5 separate regions of the Mus musculus genome follow, and all the other regions are linked to region 4. A link is a loop called in an ENCODE intact Hi-C map of the cell type or tissue named here. Cell type or tissue: heart. All regions are shown on one strand. Links, peaks and the distances in the headings refer to the core of each region. The heading gives the core; the rest is flanking DNA.

What was found. Peaks named below come from ENCODE experiments on the same cell type or tissue, not always from the same donor. Only the 100,000 strongest peaks of a DNase experiment are listed, where the experiment ranks them.
Region 1: it touches region 4 in a loop (2.4-fold over the local background); 6 of 42 quality-filtered maps call a loop at or near these places.
Region 2: it touches region 4 in a loop (8-fold over the local background); 6 of 42 quality-filtered maps call a loop at or near these places.
Region 3: it touches region 4 in a loop (2.5-fold over the local background); 8 of 42 quality-filtered maps call a loop at or near these places.
Region 5: a loop joins it to region 4, with 2.8 times the contacts of the local background. A loop is called at or near these places in 11 of 42 quality-filtered maps.

The regions. Positions count from the first base shown.
Region 1 is chr7:67,462,258-67,468,752 of GRCm38, forward strand. No RefSeq gene overlaps it. Among named protein-coding and RNA genes, the nearest start is that of Gm33926, 25 kb to the left of the region's middle. In heart, for the core only: no CTCF peak of the experiment used is centred there; DNase peaks (open chromatin) are centred at 1,504 and 2,654; H3K27ac peaks cover 1,686 bases.
Region 2 is chr7:67,448,831-67,455,325 of GRCm38, forward strand. No RefSeq gene overlaps it. Among named protein-coding and RNA genes, the nearest start is that of Gm33926, 12 kb to the left of the region's middle. In heart, for the core only: CTCF peaks have their summits at 2,622 and 2,822; a DNase peak (open chromatin) is centred at 2,781; H3K27ac peaks cover 1,186 bases.
Region 3 is chr7:67,560,479-67,565,478 of GRCm38, forward strand. The region is part of intron 5 of Lrrc28 (leucine rich repeat containing 28); the gene reads right to left. Among named protein-coding and RNA genes, the nearest start is that of Gm23233, 7.7 kb to the right of the region's middle. In heart, for the core only: no CTCF peak of the experiment used is centred there; a DNase peak (open chromatin) is centred at 1,903; H3K27ac peaks cover 842 bases.
Region 4 is chr7:67,617,504-67,622,503 of GRCm38, forward strand. Lrrc28 (leucine rich repeat containing 28) reads right to left here. Exons shown (of 10, transcript NM_175124.5): 4 at 1,571-1,608; 5 at 490-627. Among named protein-coding and RNA genes, the nearest start is that of Lrrc28, 25 kb to the right of the region's middle. In heart, for the core only: a CTCF peak has its summit at 2,592; no DNase peak of the experiment used is centred there; H3K27ac peaks cover 527 bases.
Region 5 is chr7:67,547,035-67,552,034 of GRCm38, forward strand. All of the region lies in intron 6 of Lrrc28 (leucine rich repeat containing 28), which reads right to left. Among named protein-coding and RNA genes, the nearest start is that of Gm23233, 21 kb to the right of the region's middle. In heart, for the core only: a CTCF peak has its summit at 2,399; a DNase peak (open chromatin) is centred at 2,427; H3K27ac peaks cover 350 bases.

The DNA.
Region 1 (6,495 bases), core at 610-5,609, 150 kb before region 4:
ACACTCCCATGGCCAGGTCACAGTGACCCTGCCCACAGGCTGTTAGAGGGCAGAATAGGCTTTCCACTCCAGAGTGTCCTGGATACAAAAAGCAGAGAACACATCCAAAAGCTGTGCCATCAGGAGCAGAGTCCCTGACCGGGAAGACTCATTCGAGCATCTTTGATGAGCCCTGTGGATGTAGCCCTGTGCTTGAAGGCCTCCTTTTCCATACTCTTCTCTGACTGTCCAATGAATCAAATTTGCATGGGGCTGTGGGTTAAAAGTCTAGTCTAAGTACCAAAACTGAAGCCTGCCTGTCTGGTCCCTCAGCTCTTATCTGTCTGACTTCCCCACGCCGATCACATCTGCAGCCTCACCTCTTCCAGTGGGTGTCCGTGTCTCCCTCCAGCAGTTTCTGGCTCCAGAGACTGACTGGAGCTCTGATCCAGCTCTTGTGGCCCAAATGCTCCCAAGCTCCGTGCTGGAGAATCAGGCAGGGCCTCCGTCATACCCTGGGCTGCAGGGTGTCTGACCTTGGGCAGGCAGCCTTCTGACCTTTCTTGGTCAGCGCTCCTAAACCTGTAATGAAGAGATAATGCTGCTGTCTCCACTCAGGCAGAGGCTGAGAAGGGGGGCTAACGAAGAGCCCAGCACTTGGCAGACCTAAGCAGCCCCAGAAATGCTTCATAATCAAAACGCCTTTCCCCTCTGTGGAAAACAGAGATGGAGGGAGAGCATAAAGGATGGAGCGAGGAGAATGGGGTCACAGCTTTGAGGGGAGGAGGGAAAGGACAGCATTCCTGAGTGCACAGCCCCTCTTTAGGCTTGTGACTTTCTTCATATGTGTCCCAAGGAGCCCATCACTCACTCAGCAGGTATGTGACCACAAGCCCTGTGCTACTTCATTTTGAAGCAGGGAACAAAGGTCAAAATGTCCCTGCCCCTGCGCATTGGTCAGCCGGCCGTCAGCTTCTCAGGGTGCTGGTTGAGAGGATACTGTGGGTGTGACCCCTTTCCCTTCGTTTAGGTTTAAAGAAATGAGACTCTGAGCAGGGATTATGGCTCACCCTGGACTCCTGAAGGAGGGGGTTTCTTCCTGGGGTGACCTGAATGCTCTCCCTGGGATCTTGACTTCAATCTTTGAAGAGGTACCTATCTCCCTCCCTCCCTCACTAAAGCCCTTCTCTGCACCACCCTGCCCCTTGTTGTCCTTTTTATGAGCCAAATATCAGGCCATAGGCTCTCAGGAATCAGGCTCCAAGTTTGCTGTCCCAGGAACTCGGAACCTTTATTTAGAAGGGTGGTGTCACGCCTTGTCATCGGTGGAGAAAGGTAGAGTGGGCAAACAGAGCCTGTGACAACTGACCGACCAGCCGACCGACCTATTGTATGCTCAGCTCACACAGTGCTCACCCCGGGGAGGAGGAGTCTGGAACTTTGATCTTCTAGAAAAGGCTCAAGAGGTGGGGGTCTGCTCATTGTCCTGCAGCCTCTCAGGGCTTTGTTCTCGCTGTGGCTTGTCCTTCCTGTGAGTGGCTGACCTCACTTGGGAGAGAGAACAGGCAGAACAAAACAGATGGACTGAGCTTCATACAGGGAGTGGTTTCCCCCTCACTGACAAGGCGAGGACAACAAATCACAGCAGAGGGTCACGGGGAAGTTGCACAAGTCAGCTTGGGGTCTGGGCCAGGGCTCAGTTTTGTAATTAGTTGTAAGGAGCAGGGCATGGGCCTTTTGGCGATGGAAGCAGGAGGGTTGCCTAGGAGTTCTAGGCCAATCTGGGCTATAGAATAGGGCCATGTTTTAAGAAAACAAAATAGAGCTGGGTAGGCATGTAGCACAATTGTAATCCCGCCAGTGAGAGGTAGAGGCAGAAGGATCCGGTATCCAAAGACAAGGTCTTTCTTCCTTAGCTACATAGAGAATTTGAGGCCAATCTGACAGACATAAGACCCTATCTCATAAAGCAGACAAAATCGTTCTTTTTTTAAAAATGGCAGGGCTTGTAACATAGCTCCGTGGTAGAGTGCTTGCCACGCATGCACAGAGTTCAGGGGTCCATCCACAGCACTGCATAAACCAGATGTGTGACCACACACATCTGTGATTCCAGCACTCAGTGGGAGGAGGCAAGCAGATCAGAGGTTCAAGTTCAAGGCCATCCTCATCTGTGCAGGGAACCCGAGGCCAACCTGAGCCGTGTGAGATGCTATAGCCTTTACGCTAATAAATTCAGACTTGGTCTGTACTGACTTCTGCCTCCCTCAGTCCTCCCCTGTGAAATTCCGTTGCTGGGGCAAAAGCATTCCTACTTTCAGCATGAGGCCTTTAGGCTGCCTCTGGGATTTAATGTTTAAAAGTGGGTACCAAGAACACGCTCGTGAGTCAGTTTTCAGGGCAGGTCCGTTTTGTAGACACTACTTGGTAGAACGGTGTTTTCTTGGCATTTTTATTTAGTTGCTTCCAGGCAACTATGTAAAATGGACCTCTAAGATGGGTTCTCTCAGCTCATACCCACTTCCAGAAAGTGAAAGCGCTTCTCTTTCCCCACCCTCCTGTCTCTTCCTCTTTTCTCCTTCTCACTTGTGAAAGAAGCCTGAGCACCCCCTCTGCCCTCCTCCCACTGTGAATGGCTTTGAGTGTCCTTTTGCATTCGGGCGGCCACTCAGTATTTGTTCGGGGAACAGTCTCTTCCCTTCCACCTGCTACCCTGTTCTCCTGTCAGTTGTTGGGCTTCTCCTTGATTTCGAGATGTTTGCTATGTACTAAAGACAGCGGTCTTACCTAGTGTCTCCTTCGTTTTCCTTCTCCCAATTGCGGTGACAGTGGCCAGCACTGTCACCTGGGGCCACGAGAGGGTTTCTTTGCATAATGTTAAATAGTAATGTTTTTAAAAGATTTTTTAATGATTTATTTTTACTTTATGTACATTGGTGTTTTTCCTGAATATATGTTGGACCCCCTGGAACTGGAATTACAGACAGTTGTGAGCTGCCATGTGGGTGCTGGGAATTGAACCTAGGTCCTCTGGAAGAGCAGCCAGTGCTCTTAGCTGCTAAACCATCTCTCCTGCTCCAGATAACATGCTCTATGTCGTGGTTTCTGGATTTATGTTTTAGAAAGCTTTCTCTATCTCGATGTTTTTAACTCACCCTCTGTGCCCCCAAGCCCCATTTTTTCAGGTTTATGGTCAGGAGCGTGGGCTTCAGGGATGGATGGTTCAAAGGCCAATGCTCCCCCCGCCACCCCTGTTTCCTATGCCTCACTTTGTAAAATAGGGCTTAATAAAACCAGGTTGGAGTCTTGCTTCTCTAGGGGATTTCTGCTTTGATCCTTAACATGAGAAAAGTGAAAAAACAAAGGAGCATGGACCAGAGAGACATGCTGCTTCCTGCTCTGCTGCCTCTAAGACACAGGCTCTTTCTGGGCTGCGCAGGATTGCCGCCTTCAGTGACTCTCAACCTAGAGTCAGGAGCTTCCCAGAAAAGGGCTCTAGGCTCTGTCTCAGAGTCTGGCAAGTCCCAAGGCACTCAGGAGCTCCCGAAATCCTATCATGAGCTGCACTGTGTTCCTCCTCAAGATTCACTTGTTGAGGTCCTTACTCCCAGAACCTCGGAATGTAACCATATTTGGAAATAATTAAAGAGATAATTAAATTAAAATGAAGTCCTTAGAGGGCTGCTAAACCAATTTGACTGGTGTCCTTATAAGAGAAAATTTGGACAGATACACACAGAGAGAGAGAAAGAGAGAAACACACAGAGAGAGAGACAGACAGAGAGAGACAGAGACAGAAACACAAAGAGAGACAGAGAGGCAGAGAGAAGACAGAGACCGTGTAAAGACACAAGAAGAAGAAATGACTATTTGAGTTAAGAAGAGACACCCTAGAAGAACTGTTAACATCTTAAACTTGGACCTTGGCTGTCAGAACTGTTAGAAAGAAAGCTTTTGTTGCTCCAGCCACCCAGTCCGGGGTGTTTGAGGGCAGCTGGAGGAGACTAACATAGAGGCTGTGCCTGTCCTGTGCTGAGCAGTCAGGTGGAGGATTCCTTCTCTCTGATTCTCTAGGCCCCAGATTATTGTGGGAGAGGTATGGATTGTATGGCCATGCCCCAGGTACAGACAGCTGTCCCCAGCCCTTTTGGTCCCATGGTCACAGGATAATTTGAAAGATAACATGTGAGGCTTTGGGTTTGGACCAACATCAGAGTCAAAGAGCAGGTGTCCAAGCTGCTGCTTTGTGGGATGTGGACAGAGCCCTCCACAAGGACTTCCCCCAAAGGCCCAGAGACAGCTGCAGTAGGAACAGGTGTGAGGTTGCGGGAAGTGGGAATGGCAACATAGCAGGGTGGCTGAAGGCCACCATAGGAAAAGAGAGTAGGCACCTACATCTCAGACACACGAGTCTCCTGGCAGGCCTGGAGGTGGTGAGGCCTCCTGAGGGTGGTGGGCCTGGCTTTATGTGGAGAATAGTCATGGCCTCTGGTGGGTGGTTCAACAGTACATCTCAGCACTGCCAAAACACTCCTGGGTTTTTCCTTCCTATATCCCTAAAAGCTGGCCATCTTGACCCCAGACTGGTAGGGAACTGAAGCAGAGGGGAATGCAGGGACCGATGGGTAAATACAGGAGTGTTGCTTCCAGTTTAAAGGCTTACCAAATGTGGGAGACAGCCCTGCCTGGACAGACAGTCTGCCTCCTTCCATTCTTCCCCCAGCCTTAAAAAAAGCTCTCCTTGGAGGGAAGAGCTGAGCAGAAGCCTCAGAGGCCTTGTGAAATATGAGAACATTTACTCCAAGACAACAGCAACTGTGTGTTACCTGTTTGGCGCTATGTTGGGACATCATCTGGACCTGAGATCTCGATGGGCCTGAGTGCTGTCCTGGACCTAGCTGTGTCCTGCAGGTAGACCCTGTCTGCTAATGAGTCAGATTGTGACAGATCGCCTGGCTGGCTGCCCTGGCCCGGCACAGAATGACAATGGTGGTGTGGCCTGCAGAACTACTTGTAAAGGTGCCCACAGGGCAACTGCCCTTCCCCAAATGCAGATGTCATGCCACCAGACAGGAGGTCAGGAGAAAGCTCCTTTTCCAGGGGTGAAAAAGCCTGAAGCTAGAGAAGGCAAGGTGTCCTCCAGGAACAAACAGGATGGAGTTCTGAACTGGCAGGAATGTCAGAGAGAGAGAGAGAAGTAGTCATCTTGGCTGGAGAGGCAACTCCAATCACCCAGGGTTGGGAAGAGTCCCATGGCAGGGTCTCTTACTTTGTGGAAAAGGGGCATCCTTCCTGCTGGGAAGGGATCTCCTGCAGGTTGTCATGTTGCTGTCTCCTTTGCTGGCCCTTGCCCACTAGGGCTGTTGGGAAAGCAATGCCTGCAGCCCAGCAAGCTGGGGACAGCTCTAAACCTTGATTCTGTGCCTTGTGCTGGCTTATGTTATGGCTGGTATCCTAAGATTTGCTGGATTCTCTTCTCTTGGTCTACTTCCTCTGACTCAAGATTTTTATTATTATTTTCTTTTTTAGACCTTGCTGGAGGCTTCAGATCTCATCTCTAAAAAATGTACACAAGAATAAAATGTCAAGCCGGGGAGTTGGCTCAGTGGGTAAAGAGCTTAGCAAGCATGAGAACCTGAATTCAAACCACTAGCACCCACGTAAAAAGCCAGGTTATGTGGCTCACCTGTAATCCCAGCATGGGTAAGGCAGAGACAGGAGGATTCCTGAGGCCTCCTGAAGACTGCTGGGAGCAGTAAGCTCCAGGTTCAGTGGGAGTCCCTGTCTCAAACAACTACCACCACCAACATCAACAAAAACCGATCTTGAGCAAGATGAAGACAACCAGACATCATTCTCTGGCCTCCACATGTTTGCCTATGTGCAAACACACACACACACACACACACACACACACACACACACACATACATATGCACGCACTTGCCCACACATGTGTACATGCACAATAAATAAATAAATAAACTAACAACAACAACAACAAAACAAATAAAATGTTCACAGTTTCCAGGAGTTCCCTGTGTTGCCTAGCTCCAACCAGTAGTGATTTCCAATCTTAACTGTGCATCACAGTCACCATGTGTGCTCATTACAATACAGATGGCAAGGCTTGACAAGCTCACAGTGGCCTGGCCAGTGTCCCAGGTCATCAGATGCAAGGTTTAAAATCACATTCCAGGAAACCTTCCTCAAAAGATCTGGAAAAGCCCAGGTGAGGCTCCCACTTTGAGACTGTCTACAGATGAACTAGTCTTAGCATCCCAAAAGAAGCTGCTAACATCGCCAAGGAGCCTGCACGATCAACGTGGGGAGAACCTGTTTCTCTTCCTAAGGCCCACAGAGTCAAAGGATGCTGGTTGCCTCCTTGTGACAGGATGAGATTTGGTTCCCTCTCCTTGGTTCCATCTTCAGGGGCATTTCGAGGGATCTTTCCAAAGGTAGAAGTAGTCCCCACGGCCAGTGGCGTTCCCGAGGGGCCCGTTAGATTGTTACTCC
Region 2 (6,495 bases), core at 591-5,590, 170 kb before region 4:
CCATCTTGAGACAAATATAGATATTTGTTGTGCTGGCTAGTTTTCTGTCAATTTGACACAAGCTGATGTCATTTTGGAAGAGGGAGCTTGGGTGAGAAAAAATGCCCCCACCAGATTGGTATGTGGGTAAACCTGTAGAGCATTTTCTTTATTGATAATGGAGAGCCCAGTTTACTGTGGGCAATACCCCTCCTAGGCTGGTGGTCCTAGTTGCTATAAGAAAGCAGGCTTATGAGCCATAAAGATCAAGTCTGTAAGGAGCCCTCCCTCCATGGTGTCTGCATCATTTCCTGCCTCCAGGTTTCTGCCTTGAGTTTTTACCCTGAGTTTCTACCCTGACTACCTTGAGGATGGACTGGCATGTGGAAGTGTGAACAAAAGAAACCCTTTCTTCCCTACTTGCTTTTGATTAGGATGTTCATCACAGCAATAGTAATGTAACCAGGACAGAACTTGGTACCAGGAATGGGGTATTGATGTGACAGACATGACCATGTTTTTAGGATGACTGTGGAAGGACTTTGGAACTTTGGATGAGAAAAGCCACTGAGTATTGAGAACACAGTGGGATGTTGTGTAGGAGCTTAGAGGATACAAATGTTGAGAACAGTGCAGATGATGGAGGCCTGACTTGTGAAGCAACTATCCCCTTTGAACCATTTGTATGAGGCCATTTGTATGAGGAATCTATAGTGTCTATCTGGTCAGCTGGAGCAGAAAAAAAAAATCAGCCACGATTGACAAGAGAGCAGGACTGCTAAAGTAAAACCTTTGTTTTGCTGGAATAATGGATTCTGGTCAGCTAGGCCTGAAAAATCATCTGTGATTAAAAAGAGACCAGCACCATTGAGGTGAAGTCTTCTGGGAAGCATTTCCTCAAAGGTAGTATATGCAAGCTGTGTTCCAGAGGTTGTTAAGGTTGTACCTTGTGCTGGAAGTTGGACTTGGTAGTGTAAGAGTCAGTGAGGTGGTACTGGTGTTGAAGGCATGAAAGAGGGCATGAACAGCAGCTGAGGCTTGGCACTGTGTGTTAGGACTAGAGTCCCCACCCAGGAGAGGATATTGATGAAAGTACAATCCAACTGCAGCAAGAAAGTCCCAGCATTTTGGAAATGCTAGTACCGTGGGATGACCACCAAGCACAGATGACCACCAAGAGCAGCAACAGAGATGCAGTGGGTTAGCCAGAGACTGAAAAACAAGCTGTGTGTGCTGCAGAGGGTGGTGCCAGAGAAGCGATCCAAGTCTAGAAGATCGTGAGTGAATCCCAGTGATTGGACATTGAGTTGTTTCCATTATTGGAGTTTGAATTTCCTGGGTTCAGATTACGCTTCTTCCCTATTGAAATAAGGAAATATTTTTGATTTTACAGAAACTCACAGTTGATAGATTTTTAAACTTGGAAAAAAAAAAAAAACCTGGAGTTTTACAGAGGCTTTGGGCTTTAAAAAACTGGATAGTTTTAAAGAGATCACTTTTAAAGTGTTTGAGTTTGTTAAGCTCTGGTACTTTTTAAGTTTAATTTAAATTTAAGCAAAATGCTGTATATTGTAATGTCTTTATTAGTGTGTGATCGGGGTGGGGGGATGAAAAAGAGAAGAAAGGTTGTGGCTTAACAGTGATGTATTTGTGTGTCAAGTTGATAAGGAATGGGTTGTGCTGGCTAGTTTTATGGCAACTTGACACGAGCTACAATCATCTGAGAAGAGGGAACCTCAATTGAGAAATGCCTCCATAAGATCAGGCTGTAGGCAGGCCTATAGGGCATATCCTTCATTAGTGGTTGATTGGGGAGAGCCCAATCCATTATGGGTGGTACCGTCCCTGGGCTGGTGGTGGTAGGTCTTATAGGAAAGCAAGCTGAGCAAGCAATGGGGAGCAAGCCAATAAGCAGCACCCCTCCATGGCCTCTGCATCAGCTCCTGCCTCCAAGTTCCCGCCCTGCTTGAGTTCCCAACTTTTTTTGATGTTTGCACAGTGATGTGGAAGTGTAAATCAAATAAACCCCTTTCCTCCTCAAGGTGCTTTTGGTCATATATTCACCACCATATAGTAACCCTAACTAGGACACCAAAGGAAATTAGTCCCTAGGCTCAGAGAAGAGAGCAAGGTTGTGGAGTGAGTGACAAGAAGTCAACAGGTGCCCATACCTAGTCCTCCTTGCTCTGGCTAAAAGATCTACTTCAAATATAGTTAGTAAAATATTTCTCTGGTTCTCAACTTCCCTTTGCATTCTTCAGTCTGCTGCATTTGCTGTTGTAGGAATGGCCACCCCTACAGCCAACTTCACCTCTTCTGCTTTCTCTCATCCAGAAGCACGCGTTGGTTTCTGCTCTCATTCAAGACTCCTCTGTGGATCCCAGTGGATCCCAGTGGAGCATCATCAGGACCTGGCTTTATGCAGCACGTGGGCTAAGCAAACTGGCTATAGGGGGTCCTCTGCTTCTAGGCCATTGTCCTTTCTCTTAAGAAGCTGCCTCTTTCTGTGCTATCCTGCACTCTCTTCTATCCCTTTTCAAGTCACATGGGGCCTCTGTCTCAAGGATTTCCAAGATTCCCTAGACTCAAGGACTCTCTGAGCTGTAGTTTCAGGACCACACCACACCCTAGTGACTTGACTATGGTTGGTCTCCAGCCTGGATGGTCAGACCCTGGGAGGCAGGTGTGCTGGGCACAGCCTCAGACAATAGATGTCACTTCCTGTCTTGGTCTTCCAGCCCCTCTGTAGACATCACCAGAAGCTAGGGGAAATCCCAGCCAAGCCTATTTCCGGCTTTCTACATCCTCATAGGTCCTCTTTGCCCAAGCCTCTTCCTCTCCAGAGAGTTTCTTATCTACAGCCCCCTCCCACCCAAGTCCAAGCTGGAGGAGGTTCCGCTGGCCTATTTCCTGGCGCTACCGCTCTGGATCTGAGTCAGAAGGCCGGTGTTTGGAACCAGACTCTGAATTTCTTCCCAGCTCTGTGAATTCTGCCATTGTTTCCTTCTCTGCCAAGCCTTCCCTTCATCTCTGAAATGAAGTGGGTTTGTTGTTGCTTGTTTGTCTAGTTAAAACTAAAAGTATCCCTTCCAACCAATCCCCTTCCCCTGAGGAGTCTTTTTGAGTTCTTTCCAGTAGACCTGGTGTGGGCAGAGCTGGTTCTGTATGAATTTGCAAGCACATGTAAGGTTGACCTACTGCTATAGCAAGAACCCCATACACGTGCTCTCCTATGCCTTGTGGGTCCTCCCAGCTGATTCCCTTTGCCTGTTCCTGTGTGGGTGCTCCTAGCCATTGCTTGACTTGGCAAGGTAACAAATGACCTATAAGTCAGTTAGCTCCTACAACAAACATTTACATTGTTCAGTGAGATGGCTCAGCAAGTTAAGACTTTGGGTATCAAGTGTGATGACCTGAATTCCAGCCCCAGCACTCACACAGTAGAAGGTGAGAACTGACTCCTGTAAGTTGTCCACTGACGTGGCATGCAGTGGCAGGCATTCCCGCCCCCCAACACACACACTCAATAAATGTAATAAAAATGTGTTGGGCCAAGGAGATGACTTAGTGGGTCAAAGGGCTTGACATGCAAACTTAATGACTAAAGGTTGATTCCCAGAACCCATGTACAAATCCTGGTGCAGTAATATACAGCTATAATTCCAGTGCTCCTATGGTTGGATGGGAGGCAGAGACAGGAGCATTGGCCAGAAGCTCCAGGGCTGCCCAACACAGCGCATGCACGGGTAGAAACCAGAGAAACCCTGCCTTAAAAAAAAAAAAAGAAAAAGAAAAGAAAAAAGGATAGTGTCAGCGCCATGAAACTTGTCTTCTGACCTCCACATGCATGCCGCAACACGTGTGTGTGTGTGTGTGTGTGTGTGTGTGTGTGTGTGTCTGTGTGTGTGTCTGTGTGTGTGTGTGCTTTCTCTATGATCATTGTAGATCTGCCAACAGCTATAAGAAAAAGTAGAGAAATACCATATACCCATTAGCTTAGTATTCTCCAATGATAAAAATCTTCCAAAACTATACAAAGTTTTACAGCAAGGCCATCAGCATAGAAACAGTCAAGAGAGATCCATAAGACCCTGTTAGTGTTTTTAAAATATAACTAGTTCTCTCCCAATCTTAGTTCCTACTCTCTGCACTCCATTCCTCACCCCAGGAAATATCAAAGATGCCTGCTATTTCTATGATTATGTCACTTTATGAATGGCATGCAAATGGAGTGGCACAGCACAGCACAGCACAGCACATAACATCTGGGGCTGGCTTTTATCTCAGCACAGTTCCCTGAAGATTTACCCAGGCTGTATTTATCCAGGTTGTATATATCAACAGTTGGTTCCTTTTCACTGCTGGCTAATATTCCTGGAAATGGATGTACCACAGTCTGTTTAACTATTCACCATTGGAGAACACCTGGTTTGTTTTCAGTGTGAGTATACAATTTCTAAAGCTCCTATAAATATTTGTGGGCAAGTTTTATAGGAATATATACTTCCTTTCTCTAAAATAAACACCCAGAATGCAATGCTGGGCCATGTGACAGCTGCATGTTATGCTAGTTTATTTTACACACGTTGAAATTTTAAATTAAATGTATTATTTTTTAGGGCTAGAGAGATGGTTCTGTGGTTAAGAGTACTGACTGCTCTTCCAGAGGTCCTGAGTCCAATTCCCAGCAACTACATGGTGGCTCACAACCATCTGTAATGGGATTCAATGCCCTCTTCAAAGAATCGTCTAAAGATAGCAACAGTGTACTCAGATACATAAAATAAGTAAACAAATATATAAAAATATTTTTAAAACAGATACAAAAAAGCATAAAAATGTACATATTAGTGGGTAGCTTATAAAATCTCAAAACCTATTTAAACTATCTAATGGCCAAATCAGGTCAAATGTATCTATTTCCTCAAATAGTTATCATTTTTAATAGTAAAACGCCCTCAATCCCTTTTTCTGGTTTTCTGAAACAAACAGCACACAATAATCGGCGTGCGCGGTCACCTAGTGCGTGGTAGCACGGCAGAACTCCCTGCTGCTGTGTAAGGGTAACTTAGCTCTCAGTGATCCCGTCTTCCACTTTCTTCTCTCCCCAGTGTGGGTGACCCCCATTGTCCTCTCGATTCCTATGAGGTCAGCGTTTCATATTCCACAGCGGAGTACGCAGATGTCTTTCTAAGCCTGGATCATTTCACTTAACAATACCTCCAGCTCCATCCATATTTTTTCCCCAAATGAAGCATGCCTAGTTTATACCAAGCTCCTTTGCAGGGGCTGGGCCATTTACACCCCTGCTACGACACACCAGCAATCCAGTTCCTCTGATGATCCCTACTTTTGCCATGCAGAGAACCAAGTGTAGGTCCTGCCTTTCATTTGAACCATGTGATGATAGATGATGCGTTGGAATCTCACTGTGGCTTTTCACGCCCAGTGTTCTCATCTGTCTCTTCCTGCTGTTTTCTAACCGGCTTGTTGCTTTTAGTTCCCCTGCCCCTGTGTTCTAGATATGAGCTAACCATGAAATGAGTGCTTCACACACATTTTCTCCCAACCTTGTGTCTTTTCATCCCTAGCAAAATCTTTCATAAAGTTTTAAACTTTAGTAAAGTTCCATTTATCAGTTTTTCTTTTGATGGTGTATGCTGTTGGTATCTTGTCTGGGAACTCTTGCCTCAACCCTAAATTCCAAAAAGTTCTCTCTCTTTTTCTCTCTCTCTTTTTTTCCTGAAAGTTTTACAGTTTCACATTGAAGTTCACAGTCTGTTTTGGATCTGGTGTGAATTAGATGAGGAATTAGGTCGAAGGTCACCCTTCTGCCCACAGGCGTCCAATTGCTCTAGCACCATCTGGCGCAGAGGCTCATCTCTCTGCTGAATTACCTTGCACCTTTTCCAGCTATCACTCGGGCATTTTTGTGTGGGTCTATTTCTGGGTTCTCTGTTCTATTCTATTGATCTATGTATGTAACCTTCTGCCAGCACCAGTCTGTGCTGCTGTAACTAGATAATAAGGCTTGAAACTGGGCAGGCTCTTCTTTCTATATATTAAATAAAAAGTTTAGCTAGTCACATTCATTTGCTTTGCCATATAAATTTAGAAGGAATTTATCAACATCTATAAAAAGCCATTGGCAGCATTGGTAGGAACTATGCTGAAGCTGTCTGTCAGATAGGGGAAAATTAAAATATTAGGATTGGCTTTGTTTCTTCAGTTTCTTAGAGCTTTGATTTCCTTCATGAGAGCTTTGCAGTTTTCAGGACACAGTTCTCACGTGCCTCATTAAATTAGCATAAACTCCTCTTTTCAATATTTGTAAAGTGCAGTCTATGTGCACTTGGTGGCAATCACTAAGAAGCAACTTACTTTTGTAGAGTTATCCTAGATCCTGCAACCTTCCTGAACTCATGAGTTCTAGATCAGTGGTTCTCAACCTTGTGACTGCTGTGACAACCCAGTTCCTTATGTTGTGGTGATCACACCCACACCAACCGTAAAATT
Region 3 (5,000 bases), core at 1-5,000, 57 kb before region 4:
ACACCAATTAGGGTTACAGATATGCACCAAGTACCTGGCTTTTCTGTGGTCTGGGGGATCTGAATTCAGATTCTAATGCTTCCATAGCAAGCACTAACTTACCAAGCCCCAGCAATTGTCAGAGTTTCCTAAATACTGAAAAGTGTTGGCTTAAAGAGTAAGGCACAGTCATAAACCCAAGGCAGAAGCCTGATACTGATGAAGCCAAGTCCTTGGTCAGGTGAGAAAGGAATGGTTACTTCAAGGTAGCTGCTTCCATAACTGTACAGCTGCCCTCCTAAGCAGATAATAGGAGATCTACGAGTGGAGGCACCCAGGTAAACACAGAAGAACTCCCCTACTCCATGGCTCCACTGCAGCACGGGGCAGGCCAGGCCTGCTCCTTCCCCCACAGACACTTGGTGTAAAGACTTATGATGCGGCTCCCTCACACCTGCCTTCCCTAACCCTGTTCTCCAGCCATTCCTCTTAGGTTAGAACTTGCACTACCACCCTGGACACACAAGTAGTTGAGGAACATCACGTCTGTCAGATAGTAAAGTCCTTTGCTGTCACATGAGCTTTTCTGACTGTTTACTACTGACCAGGAGTTAGCCCCACTACAACCCAGCGGACCAAACCTGCTGGCAAGCTGAAACTGGCACTTCCATTTTAAGAATAGTAAACTACAGAGGCTGGAGAGATGGCTCCATGGTTAAGAGTACTGACTGCTCTTCCAGAGGATCAGGGTTCAATTCCCAGTGCCCACATGGCAGCTCACGACTGTAACTCCAAGATCTGATACACTCAGACAGACATAATTCAGGCAAAATGCTAATTAATATAAAAATAAAGATAAATTGTTTTTAAAAAAAATAGTAAAACCACAACATCCAAAGAAAGATCATAGAGTAGAGATCATATGTGTCCTACAAAGCTTAAATATGTTTATAGTCAGGACATTTACAGAAAGAGTTTTCTGTCTTTGCTACGGAGTTATTACTAAAAACAACCTTAAAATTGTATTACATTTATTATTATTATTATTATTATTATTATTATTATTGCTATGTATACATGTACTTGTACACAGAGGTCAAAGGGCAACTTCTGAGAGCTAATTCTCTCTGCCACCATGTAGGTTCCAGGCTATCCAGCTCCCATCATTAGGCCTAGCAACAAATGCGTTTCCCCTCTGACACATCTCTTTGGCCCTGGGAACATTCTTAACAGCTAGTTTTTTGTTTTGTTTTGTTTTGTTTTTTTTTGTTTTGTTTTGTTTTTATGAAAGGAATGTGGGGTCAAAATATATTGACTTCAAGTAATTTTTCTAATATTGACAAACTTATCCTAGGATACTCATTATTTACTAATTTCTCAAAAAACTGAGTAAAATATTCATTTGAAAACAGGTAGGCATGATTCTGTATGTAGCATATGATTCTCAATGGCAGTTTTGTTCCATCTGAGCTTAACTGATCTGTACTAGAAGGAGGTAAATTCACTCTTGTGTTTGCTCTTAGCAGTGGTATAGCTGATTAAGTCCATTTTCATATCTATTCACAAAATCAAATTACACATATGTGGGGTGTGATGCTAAGGGAGGGAGTGGACCCATGTTTCAAAAGTGAATAGAAAAAGACAAAGAAAAAAAAAAAGGACAGAAACTTTTGCCCTAACTTTAGCAGTGACTGTAGGAGTGACTGGACATCCACATGGGCCAGGTAACAAGAGAATGTCCCAGCAGGCAGTGCCCTTGGAACCACAACACATCCAGGAAACAAGGTGGGACAGGAGCTCAGAGGACGGAAAGTCACAGGAAGAGCTCAGGCTTTTGGAAAAGTTCCTGGGAACGGAGCCTGGAAAGGGCAAAGGAAGGAGGATATTGCATTCCCAGCAGGGGGTGGGGCGGAATTGGAAGCATGAGGCAGGGCACAGACGGGAAAACACTAAACCCAGTGTGCCCATGCCCAGGAACGAAGGCCAGGCACCCATCTACAACGGGAGGAACAGGAAGGCCGGGCCGAGGGCCTGCTGAAGGCACGGGCGACAGTAAAGACCAGGAGCCTGAGCTTGGAGTGTGGACAGGACGCCAAGTAAATCTGCAGAGAGCACCGCTGTGGAAGGGAACCCGGGCTTAGGGGATGTGTGCCACTATAAAAGAGAAAGTATGAAGAACTTAAGGAAGAATCCAGGGACATTTAAAGATAAGCAGGCAAACTTGACTGGATATGTTAAACAACAAAACCAGAGAAAGTCAGAGTCAGGCATAGGCTTCTAGCACCCTCCAGAGCAGTGCTTCTCGACCTTCCTAATGCTGCCACACTAATAACACAGTTCCTCATGAGGAAGTGACCCCAACCAGACCATTTTATCGCTACTTCATAACTGTAATTTTGCTTGTTATGAATGGTATTGTAAATAGCCAACATGTAGGGCATCTGATCTGTGAACCCCAAAAGGCTCATGACCACAGGCTGAGAACCACTGCTCTGGACCATTGTTCAAAACATGAGGATCCAAACCCAAATTTTTGTTTTCCTAGAAAAGAGCATAATAGGAATTATTAAAAAAACTAATCAAGCTGACCTCATGTGACACCTCAAAAACTAGAGCAAAAGACACATTGCATTGTTCCAGGTTTCACCACAGCTGTAACACTAAGCAGGTCTCACATTCCAAAGGACTAAAATGGTCCAAAGTAAATGCCCTGATCCAAGGAAGTTAAAGGCACAACTGCTCCACAGAAGGCTTGAAAACACTAATGGCAGGACCAGAAGGCAACAGAAAGACACAAATCAACAGAACTACAGACACCTGTAGGACAGAAAGCAATTGCAAAATTACTTGATATCCCAATAAGAAGAAAATCAGGAAAAGAGGGTAGAAACAACTGAAAATAGTGGCTAAATTTTAATCTAAAGATCCAAAAAGCTCAATAAAGACTATAAACACAAAGAAACACCTATATTCACATCCTGTACAACACTGTTAGAAACAGACTTCTCATGTTCACGGCAGCAAGACACCTAAAATCATAAAGCCTAAAAGCCAACAAAACTGAAGTTTTGCACTAAAAATACTTAAGGTGAGGGCTGGAGAGAGGCCTTAGGGGTATTAGCACTGGCTGAGCAAGCCTAGTAGCGTGAGTCCACTCTCAGCTCACTCCACAAGCACACCACGCACACACTCAAGACTGCTGTCTGTCTCTATCTGTCTGTCTCTCCCCTGCTCCATCACAAACTAAAAAATTAAGCTAAAACAACAACAACAAAGGAACAAGAATATTTATGAGTTACATGGACTATAAATGGCGAAATGACGGATGTAAATACAACTATATAAATAACTGTACTAAGTGTAAACTGAGCCAGGTGTAGTGGCATTTGCCTTTAATCTCAGTACTTTGGAGGGAGAGGAAGGTAGACCTCTGAGTTTGAGGCTAGCCTGGTCTACAGAGCAAATTCTAGGACAGCCAACGCTATACAGAGAAACTCTGTTTTGAAAAACAAAAAAATGAAAAAGGAAATTAAAAAAGCCAATCAAATGTATAAGGATGTTAGACTGCCTCTCAAATTCTAGCCATCGACAAATACCAGGCCAGACCCCTCCATCCGTTCAGCCTGGGCAGCTTGGATTTAAGAGGGCATTTCAGTCCAACAAAAAGGCTTCTAAACAAGTTTAAGACCAGAGAGGAAAGAGGGGCCTCTGTGAGTGCTGGGTACTCCAGAGGTGCCCTTGGTGGAAGGGTCATTGGTCCTAGCAGGAAGGGAGACCCAGCAAGGTCATTCTTAGACCCTGGGTCTAGTCCAGTAGCTAGAAAAAGGGACCAAGTGGCCATAAAGTCTCAGCCACTTTGATGGGGCTTTTCCACTGGGACCCTGTTGTCAAGCCCTTGGCCTCCACCTTACCAGGTGCCATTTCTTCTCAGAAGGCCACTGCCCAGGGCCCCAGGCCGCCCCTTATGGCCAGAGACCGGTTAAAGCCCCCCTAGTTCCTCCTTGTGAATAGAACTTCCTCTGCCCTAGCCCTTACAGTAGTGTAGAAGGCCACCCCCGCACCCCCAACCCTGCTCGTGTAGAATTGCCTATAGTATAGTGTGGTGTGCTTTTACGTCATGGCAAGTGGGCAGCGGTCAGTGGGCTGTGCACAGCCGTCTGTCCTTTGAATCTCAATCTGCCTGCTCGGCCCGTGCTGTGTTCTGTGCTGTGTCCATAAGCTGCTGCGACCCCTCCCGGTACTGACTTCTCTATAAAAGCTTCTCTTCGCATAGTCACGTAGCTCCTGCCCATCCCCCTTTGGATATCTCTCCAAAGTTTTATACTCTTTTATATGGCTTTTTGCTTTGAAATTTAAAAATAAAAAAGACACGATATCTATAAGAAGCACACTTTAGATTCGAAGGCACAGCTATGCTTTAAGTCAAAGGAGGAAAAAGCACAGTAGCAAACAACAACCACAGAGAAATGAGGTTAATTTTCTAATTATCTATCTATTATAGGATATGAGTTCCTTTAAGAGATAGAGGAATATTTCATAATCGTTAAATGATCATTAATTCAGGAGAAATCAAACAATAATTACAAGTATACAGATACATAATGAAAACTCAAAATGAAGGGACAAAAACGTCACAAGTGAGAAGAAAAAGTATCATTTCAACGATGACAAGGGAGCATGTGACACACCACTGTCACCAACCCACAGAGCCACAGCTCATGAGAATGGCAGGGATACAGTCGACTCAAGCTTTGCCATCAAGCAAACTGCTCTTTTGACACCCTAGCAACCACACCAGAAAACACACTCTGTTTGAGCACATGATGCACTATCCAGGGCTAACAAGGCACTACACCATTAAGTATGTCTCATATTTAACAGGACTGAAATCATACAGAGGAGGGACTCTGACCAAATGGGCATTAAAGTAGAAAGAAATCTGGGAAATCCCCCAAATACTTGAGAATTAAGCAACATATTTCTAAATAACCAACAAGTAAAAGAAATTGGAAAGAAAATTA
Region 4 (5,000 bases), core at 1-5,000:
AAGAGCATCTAACTCGCTGGATGTTTAAACAGAGAACTTGGAAGTTGGAATGATCAAACCCTGCAAAATAATGTTCTTCACTGACCTGAAAGTTCCTGCATTGAATATAGTTGGTAGCAGTATGAGGTTAAATATTATTTAAGTTTTTAATTAATACTATTTTTACAAAAAGACACCTTAAGCGTCCAAATTTACTCACATTCTTTGATGTGAAATTCAGAGCCAACAGCTCTTCACACAATCACCTTGCCCAGCAGTGAGAAGAGTGATGAGCGGACACTCATCAAAACCCCAGCAGTGGCCCCAAAACACACACACACTATCCTCTCACATTTACACCGGGTTCTCAGAACGCTTGGTCAGGTTTCACCTACAGTCCTTCGTTCCATCCTTAAACAGATACTTGTAAATACATCTAACACCAGCTGCTGGTGTGCACGGTACTGAAAACAGATTCCGGACACACAGAAACTATACAGTCAGGGTTACCTGGAGGTAGGAACTGTAGCTGGTTATTAGCTAATCGAAGATGACGCAACGCTCTCAGACCACCGATTTCTGGGCAAACGATCTCTAAGGCATTGTCACTGAGATCCAGACACTGGAGTTTCACGAGGGACCCGATGGCTTCAGGGAGAAAAGGAAGGGAGAAGCAGAATGAGTGTGACTCAGTGTTCCTAGGCGAACGCTTCGCTCTTGACTCTGTCTTTCACTCACAGGACTTGAAAATGAAGTTATTAAAGTGGAAAGCATCTCTTGAGATAAAATTAACTTAAGAACAAGTAAAAACATTAACACAATGGGGGAATGTGCGACTAAATAAAGAATTTGAAGATGAACCCAGCTGGGGTGGTCCTGGGAGGCTGAAGCAGGAGAGTAGTTTGAAGCCAGCAGGGAGACACAGGAGCCCACCTCAGATGGCATCACTAAGAGCAGGGTCTGGGAAGTGGCTCAGCTGCTTAAGTGCTTGTCTTGCCAGCAAGGAAACCTGAGCCCAGACCCTAAAACCCTACATTTAAAAAGCTCTGCAGCACATGCCTGTAACCAGAGCTGGGGACGCAGCAGCACATGCCTGCAACCAGAGCTGGGGGCGCAGAGAGGGTCTAGGTTGACCCTGCTTGGTGAGTACCAGACCAGGGGAGATTTCCCTCAAAAAAAAGACATCTGAGGAACAAGTTACAAAGTGGTCCTCTGCTACCCTCTTCCCACACACTCCCTCCCCACAACACCCCCCCATAAGAATTTTAAAGAATCTATTATTTTATATGTAACTAAATTCTTAGTTAATTGCACCAAGTACTTAGTTTACTATTTCCCAACAGCAGTTTGTCTAGTAATTTTCCTGGCCATTTATTGTCTTATTAGATGTCTCCATTTAATCTGTCTTAGCTGGACTTACATTTTAAAGCAAATAAATTGAAAGTCCTTTAAATTAAAATTCCCTAACTTACCAACCAAAATAGGTTTAAGGAGCTAGAGATAGAAAGACAGGGTCCGGGGCTCATCAAATTTTTATAAAGCAAAATATAAATGACACTGTTTTCAAACTAAGAATTATAAGTATGCTTACCTTCTGGAACCACAACTATGTTATTTGAGTGAAGGTACCTGTGACAAAAGGAGGGGAAAGTTGCTGTCATTATTCAGTATTTTGTCAGATAACCAGCTAATACAAGCTCTGTTTGAAAACTTATCAAATATAAGCAAAACTTCCAAAACACACAGACATAACAACAGCTAATGCTTTGAGAGTAATATGCTAAATAACAAATATTAAATATATCTTCTGATTTAGTCATTTTAAAATCATTAATATAAAAAAATCATAAGGTATTTAACCTCATTAAAAAATTTCTAGTTCCATAGGCTGGAGAGACGGCTCAGAGGTTACTCCAGATTCCCGTTCAATTCTCAGCAACACCATGTGATATTTTATAACCACCTTCAGTTAGATGTAAGGCCCTCTTTTGGTGTGCAAGCATACATGTAGGCAGAACACACTATATATAGTAAATAAATAAATCTTTTTTAAAATTACTAGTACATCTAGTTCATTAAATTATTTAGGTTTTCAGAAATATATTTACTGTGTAAAGAAAAATCAATACCTATTGTGTAAAAGGAAAGATCAGTTTTAGTTTCTAAACAGTAAAAGTGGACTGAAGACAATTCTAACTGGCTCAGCTAGCCATTAAGAGAGAGCACTTGTTCTTACAGGGTCCCAGCACCCACTTGGTGCCTCCTAACCGTCTATAATTCCAATTCCAGAAAACAAGCACCCTTTTCTTCACTACACAGGCCCTAGGTGTGCATATGGCACGTACATACTTGCAGGGAAAATACCCAAACAAAATAATCTTTAAAACAAAACAAACAGAAAACTCTTAAAGATGTCTCTAGTTGGCATGCTTACTGTAACCCAAGAATAGAGATTAGATGTTCACTAACGTCTCCGCAGAAATACTCAGATGCCAAGACACAGAAATCTGACTTCTCAGCAGCAGAAGTCTTCTTTAAAAAGACCTACAAGTCCAGGCTTGTCTAAGTCATCAACACTTTCCCACTGAAGCATCTTTGGCACACTCTGGTGGGGACTCCAGGTACCATCTGAAACTATATATATTCAGAGCTACATGCCATGACTGCCAGAGATCGTACAGTAAAAATAAAATCAGTAATAAAACTGATTTTCTTGTGAGGTAGGACAACTCGATTTTAGAACACTTGATTTCAAACCAGCCAATTTATTGTAGGTAAAAAAATAAATCCCCAAAGTATTTTAAAATATAACTTAGAAATTTTCTTTCATGTTTTGACTATCTTTAGTGAGTGCTAAAATGTCAGTAAGAACAGAATTATAAAAGCAGAAAAATTGTGAAGGCTTTTTTTATGCCGAATTAAACCAGTGCTGTACAGAATGTTAACCTGTGGGTTCTGAAATCAGCTAAGACCAGACACACTCAGATGTGAGATTTTTTTCTTCCAGGAAATACCTAAGGGCTTTTCACTAATGACTCTAAGGTTTGAAACCAGCTTTTCAAAAGATACTATGAAGAGAAGCGACCAGGCTGTCTGACAAGATCACATCCTCAGGAGAAGACAAGGAAAGCTGAGGAGAAACAAGCACCCCTGCCATGCCACTTGGCCACCAAGCATTCCCTCTCCTTCCTTCCATGTTCCATCACCACTGGCTGACAGAGGAGAGACCTGAGCCTAGAGTGTCTGCTCTTCTTGACAGTCAATCAAGCAACAAAGCCTTTTCTTTTGGCAAAAGCTGCAGTCATAGGACTGGCTTCTGTGTTTGCCAGGAAGTAAGCCTTCACTTGATAACTATGTGACACAATTTAACCAAGTGTGCACTCTAAAACTCATTCTTCACTCTGTGTATATGAATTGATTACACATTTTGAACTCAATACTTTGGAAACATTCTTTTTTTTTGGTTTTTCGAGACAGGGTTTCTCTGTATAGCCCTGGCTGTCCTGGAACTCACTTTGTAGACCAGGCTGGCCTCGAGCTCAGAAATCCGCCTGCCTCTGCCTCCCGAGTGCTGGGATTAAAGGCGTATGCCACCATGCCCAGCTCCTTTGGAAACATTCTTGTTCAAGGTCATTTGTGCCAAAAAACTGTAAATCAATGTGCAGGTACACTCACTACAGTATGTAAATATGAACAGATGCCATCACATAAAAATCACAAAAAAAAAAGAGTACCCATTATTATGACTGAAACTTAACAACACATTTTAATACACTAATGTGTCTATATTAAAATAAAGATGCTATATACCACTAGAGTGTTCCTGATCCTAACTACACATTGGAACTATCAGGGTCTCCAAAAGATCACTCATTTGTGCACTAAGTACAATGCAATCCCAATTCCACAAATCATTTTAGGAGACAACAAACTGAGAGTCCACGTGGAACAGGCAGCAAGCCCTTTCTTAGTAACTGGGTGACAGGTCCCCCAGAGCACCCCACTGCCTTTATTGAACCTTCATAGTCACATACAGTCACAAAAGAGCATGATGGCCCGTGTCTGGGGGACTAGAGGACGGATGTATGGAGCTAGTTTTCATATTTTGCTGAAATACGGCCAGAAATCAAATTCATACTAGTACACATACCACTTAAGGGTACAGTCACTTTGGCAAATGACTTGGTCTTTTTGTGTTATTTTATAATCAACTGAAACAAAGTGTTATTCACTATGTTAACATCAATGTTTTAGTGTTGACAAATGTCCCATGGAACTCATGTTAACCCAGGGGAAACGGGGTGAGGGGTATACCAGAACAGCCTGTGCTATCTTTACAACTTCCCTGTAACCATGAAACATACACTACAGTAAAAAGCTCTCTTCTTAATTGAAGGAACAGGACTTCCACTTCTAGACATAATGAGTAACAGGGACCAGACTGACCTGCCTGCTATAAACAAGGGAAAGCCAGATGGGATCTATGAAACAACTATTTTCAGACAGTGACAACAGGTGACAAAGACTATATTTCCAAAAAAAAAAAAAAAAAGAACTAGCAAGGCAAGTAGGGAGATTCTGAACTATGGAATAGGAAGAGAATTCCTAGGTTATGGGGCCTCTATCAGGACTGAAGCAGTTAGCAGCCAAGGGGAATGGCTTCAGGAAACAATGGAACTACTCCCCGACTCCCCACCCCCGAAAAACAGCTCCAGTAACTTAAAAGATCCCATAACCCTTTGCTGAATTCAATAAAACGCACATGCATAAGAGAAACAGGGCAAAACAAAACAAACAAACAACAACCAGGCAAACAACCAAAACAGGAGAAAAGCTATCAGCTGAACAGCACACAAAGCTCTCTGGACCAAGAGGCATACATTCCAGTGCACTGCCAAGCCCTGCCCTTACCCAGGCCAACCAGAGAAAGCCTAGAGAGGCCTTTGCAAGAGAGCTAACCTATCCTTAGATCTGAGATTGCTCCTAGTCTAAGCAAACCATATAAGAACCAAACACAAATG
Region 5 (5,000 bases), core at 1-5,000, 70 kb before region 4:
TGCACGGTGTCCTCAAGACCTTCTTGAACAGCTAGCAAGGCCATGTTTCAGTAAAACAAATGCCAAAATCCAGACAATTAAAAGGTTTTAACACAAGTTAACCAAGCTCTTCCTCCTGCCTCTGCCTCTCTCAGGATTAGTGGGGTTCCCTTTTCTCTCCTCCCCTCCCTGCTTTCTCGTTCCTTTTGTATTTATATTCATAATCCAGTTGGAATTCATTCTTATGTCTAGCATAAAATACTTTAGCATTCACCATTTATGTTTAGCCAATAATTTATTTTTCCATTTCTGAAAATTTTTTGCTTACCTTTTATACCAGAAAGAAAAAAGAAAGATCTCTAAGATGGCTTAGTAGGTGAAGGTGCTGCCAAGTCAGACGTCCCCAGTGTCACCCTCAGGACCCACACAGGAGGAGAGAACCAACTCCTGCTAGTTTTTCTCTGACCTCCACACGTGTACCATGACACATGCCCTCAGAACACTGCACATGAATAATAATAACCTCTAAGATTATCAAGAGGAAAAACTATCACCAAGTACTCAGATCCCAGACTTCCTATCTGCTGCTAAATCAAGCTGCAAACACAGAAAACAACACAATGAGAGAGAAGCACTAATGCAGAAAGCCCAGTGGCTGTGACATCGCACCATTGCTCAGGACTGTTTGTACCTCAACAAGCTCTATGGGAAAGGGCACAACACCGCCTGGTCCCCAGCTGTATCAGGTGTAAGGAGCATAGGAAAAGAATCACGTTTAATATGTAGCATAGATTTAAAGGAATAAAATATGTATGTACCAAAAAACTGAAAACTGCTCTCTTAGTGAACCACAAAATTTTACATTTACAAAACAGGTGAGGAAAAATATTAACTAATCAATATCACATTCCAGTAACAACAGAAAAGGCCTCAGAAATCCACTAAAATACCTGTTTTCTCACAATTTCTATGACAAAGGCTTTTAAACACAAGCGGAAATTTATGGAGTTTAAGACATAGAAAACTTTTAAAATAAAAACTTCATTAATAAATTATAAATGGGCTACTCACAAGTACCACATGAGTTTAATTCTAGTACTTGGGAGGCAGAGGCAGGTGGATTTCTAAGAGTTCGAGGCCAACATGAGCACGTTCTCAAAAATACAACTCCAAAATGCTAAATGGTCTATAGTCTCATATGTGCCTTTCTGAGCCCCCAAGTAGCTCAAGGAAGTCAAAGCGGAGGAGGTCCTGGCTTGGACTGGAGCCGCAGTAAGGCACAGAGCAAATTAATAATTAGGAAAGGAGAGTAGATTAGAGTCAGACAGCTTGGGCTTGAACCTTCATTCTTCTGCTTACTAGATACGTGGCCTTAGGATCTCATCGGTGTAATGGGGGAACTAAAACTATCTCCTAAGTTTGGGAAGAATGGCTAGGTTTATAAATGTGTGACGCAGGATTCTTGGAACAGAGCCTTCTCTAGTATATGACAGGTATTATTTTCATTATTATTAGTAAGTGACACACTGGGAAGTGTGGCCAATTAACAGAGAACTTTCTTTGGCATGCAGCAAGGGTACCAACCCTTTTCTATCCTTTAATTGCAAGGAACGAGCTGGAGGCTACGGCCTCTGGAGATGATGATTCATCCCTTCAAGCCAAGGACACAAAATGGGACACGACAGAGGAAGCACTTCTCTGCTCTAATATACCACAAAAGCCTCTGTGCAAATTAGATGAGGTGCCATGCAGACATCACACCACAAAGTTAAATACATACCGACACTTGCTACTTCTCCTTACACGCCTCCTCTCCTTGCTTTATGGGGAAAGATGACTAGTTAATGACTCAGAAATACTATTTGGCTACATTTCATCTTAGGGGGATCTGGCTGGCACTCCCAGAGCACTTTCGAATTCATTACATGTGCCCTAGCAGTATATACTATCTTGTGCTATAGCTGAATCAGCTGTGTTAAAGCCTATTACATGTTAATGCCACTTAATATTTCCAAGTAGTACAATCTGAGGAGGGAGGGAATGCAGGAAAGGGAGGGAAGAAAGAGGGAGAGAGGAAGAGAGGGAGAGGGAGCAAGCAATGACCTGCTCTTAGTGTGTTTGGAGTCAGGACTGCGACTGCATCCTGGCTTCCCACAGGGTAGCTGGTTCCTGCTTCCCTGATTCAGTCTCTTCCTTTGCTGTATGATAAGGATGACAATGTAATAGCTCACGGATTTGTGACTTCATGAAGCTGGTGTATATGGGGCCAAGCTTGATCGCACAGTAACAGGTGCTCAGCACACCCTGACCATTTATCTTGCTCTTCTGAGTGTAAAGAGATCAGAAAAGGAGTGTAGATCCTGAGGAGAGCCCGGCGGCTGTTTTAGCTGACACAGCACAGCCTGCTGGTCAGGGTGAGAAAGCTCCTTGTTTGGCAAGGTCCCAGCTGAGAGAGCTAGGCTCTGGCTGCCTCAGGAAAGCACGCTTTTAGCCAGCCAGAATATAGTCTGCTGCCAAAACTCCCAAGCCCAGAGGACTAGCAGTTTAAATAAATGAGCCTGAAATACGAGAATCTGCTGCATGGAAAAGCTTTGAGTCTTTTTTTATATTGTTTTACCCAGACTAACCTGAAATTCACTAAGCAGCTCAGGCTGGTGACAACTCATGACAATTCTCCTGCTTCAGCCCCTCAACTGCTAGGATTATAGTTATGAGCCCCTGTGTTTGGTTCTTACATTCTCTCTCTCATATATATACATATATATGTATATATATGTATATATGTATATATATGTGTGTGTATATATGTACATATATGTATATACACACACCTATATGAATGTAAATAAATAACACTACATATATGTTGTTTAGATTATTTAAGTGTATGAAGTTTATGTATGCATTTGTACCATGTCATGCCTGTTCTTATGGAGATCAGAAGACGGCATTGGATTCCCTGGAAGTTTATGAGTCACAGATGGCTATGAACCACTACATGGGTGCTGAGAATTGGATCCAGATCCTCTGCAAGAGCATAAGTGCTCTAAGCCATTGTACCATCACTCTGGCCCCTGGTTTCTTCGTACGTAATACAGAAACTCTTCACTAAATGATAGACTTTAGAAGAGACTACTTACCTACTAGTCAGTAAAGGTTTATTTTCTTCTGATTAATATTATTTACTTATATTATTTCACCAATACTACATGCTAAATAAAGATCATAAAAGAACATTCAAAAAACAAACAGAAAACCCTTCTTCTACCCAGGAAGCAGAAGCAGGTTGATCTCTCAGTTTAAGGCCAGACTGGTCAACATGGTGAGTTCTTGGACAACCAGGGCCATGCAAAGAGACCTTGTCTCAAAAAACTAAAATCAAACACATATCCACAAACAAATAGCAACAAAAGGGCCTTGTAAAAAAGGCTCAGTATGTGAAACTTGCAAAGCACAGAGCTATTTGTCTGCCTGTCCAGGTTTGAAAGCCACCAGTGACTGTTCAGGAGGCTATTTTCTTTGTTTTCTGGAGAGAGGGTTTCTCTGTTGTAGCCCAGGTTGGCCTGAAACTCACAGAAAGTTGCCTCCTCCTGCTTCTTGAATCCTCGGATTAAGACATGCATCAATTAAAAAATTGGATGTTTTCTTTATTTACATTTCAAATGTCATCCCCTTTCCCTGTTTCCCCTCTGCAAACCCCCATCCCATGCCCCTTCCCCTGCTTCTATGAGGATGCTCCCTGCTTACCCCCCCCCCCCCCGCCCCAACTTCTGCCTCCGGGCTCTAGCATTCCCCTATACTGGGGCATCAAGACTTCATAGGACCAAGGGCCTCTCTTCCCATTGATGTCCGACAAGGCCATCCTTTGCTACATATGCAGCTGGAGCCACTGGTCCTTCCATGTGTACTCTTTGGTTGGTGGTTTAGTCCCTGGGAGCTCTGGGGGATTTGGTTGGTTGATATTGTTGGTCCTCCTATGGGGTTGCAAACCCCTTCAGCAACATCAGTTCTTCCCCTAACTCCTCCATTGGGTTCCCTTGCCCAGTCTGATGGTTGGCTGCAAGTATTTGCCTCTGTATTGGTCAGGCTCTGGCAGAGCCTCTCAGGAGACAGTTATATCAGGCTCCTGTCAGCAAGCATTTCTTGGCATCAGCAATAGTGACTGGGTTTGATGTCTGCATATAGGATGGATCCCTGAGTGGGACAGTCCCTGGGTGGCCTTTCCTTCAGTCTCTGTTCCACTCTTTGGACCTGTACTTCTGGATTAATATTTTGGAGATGGGTGGCCCCCAACTGGGGGGCTGTGCCTAACCTCTGGATATGTTCTCTGCAGGTCCTCTCTCCCCTTTGTTGGGTTACTTTTAAAGGAATTGCACCACACCTCAAGTAGTTCCTTCTTTTACAGCCTCACAGACCAAGTGTGGGGCTTAGAAATCAGCAAAGGCTGGGAGTCCTCTACAAACCTCAGTTCTTCTTTTTATCAACACCAGGGCTCTGGCATATGCAGTCCACATGGCTGTAGGAACAAGACGCTCCTATGTGTTCCGGCTATTGCTCTCTTAATCACACAGTGTGAGCAAGCACAGAGTGATACATGCCAGAACAGAACAGGATCTGTGTTTATTACATCCTGACTAGTATAAGGTCCATTTACTTATCAAAAGATGAATAACAAAGTCTCTTAAACAAAGAGATGGGGCTAACAGAAACTGAAGCATCAAAGGAACACATCAAAACTGCCTGCTCAGAATGCTCTATCCATGTCAAGCCAACCATCACAGTTCAGTAAGTTGGATGCCCAGTACAAGAAAACACAGGAGGCCCACACAACAAATTCAGACTAATTCACAGACCATTCCAAAATGACTTTCAAAATTAAGTCAAATCACCTATATAACTCCCTAAATAACAAAGACACTTCAGCCACTTTTCTAGAACAATGAATTTCCTTTAGATGCTAACTTCTTTGAGCACAGACAGATCCATGCACCAGACCCCATTACATCGTTTACATAACCATA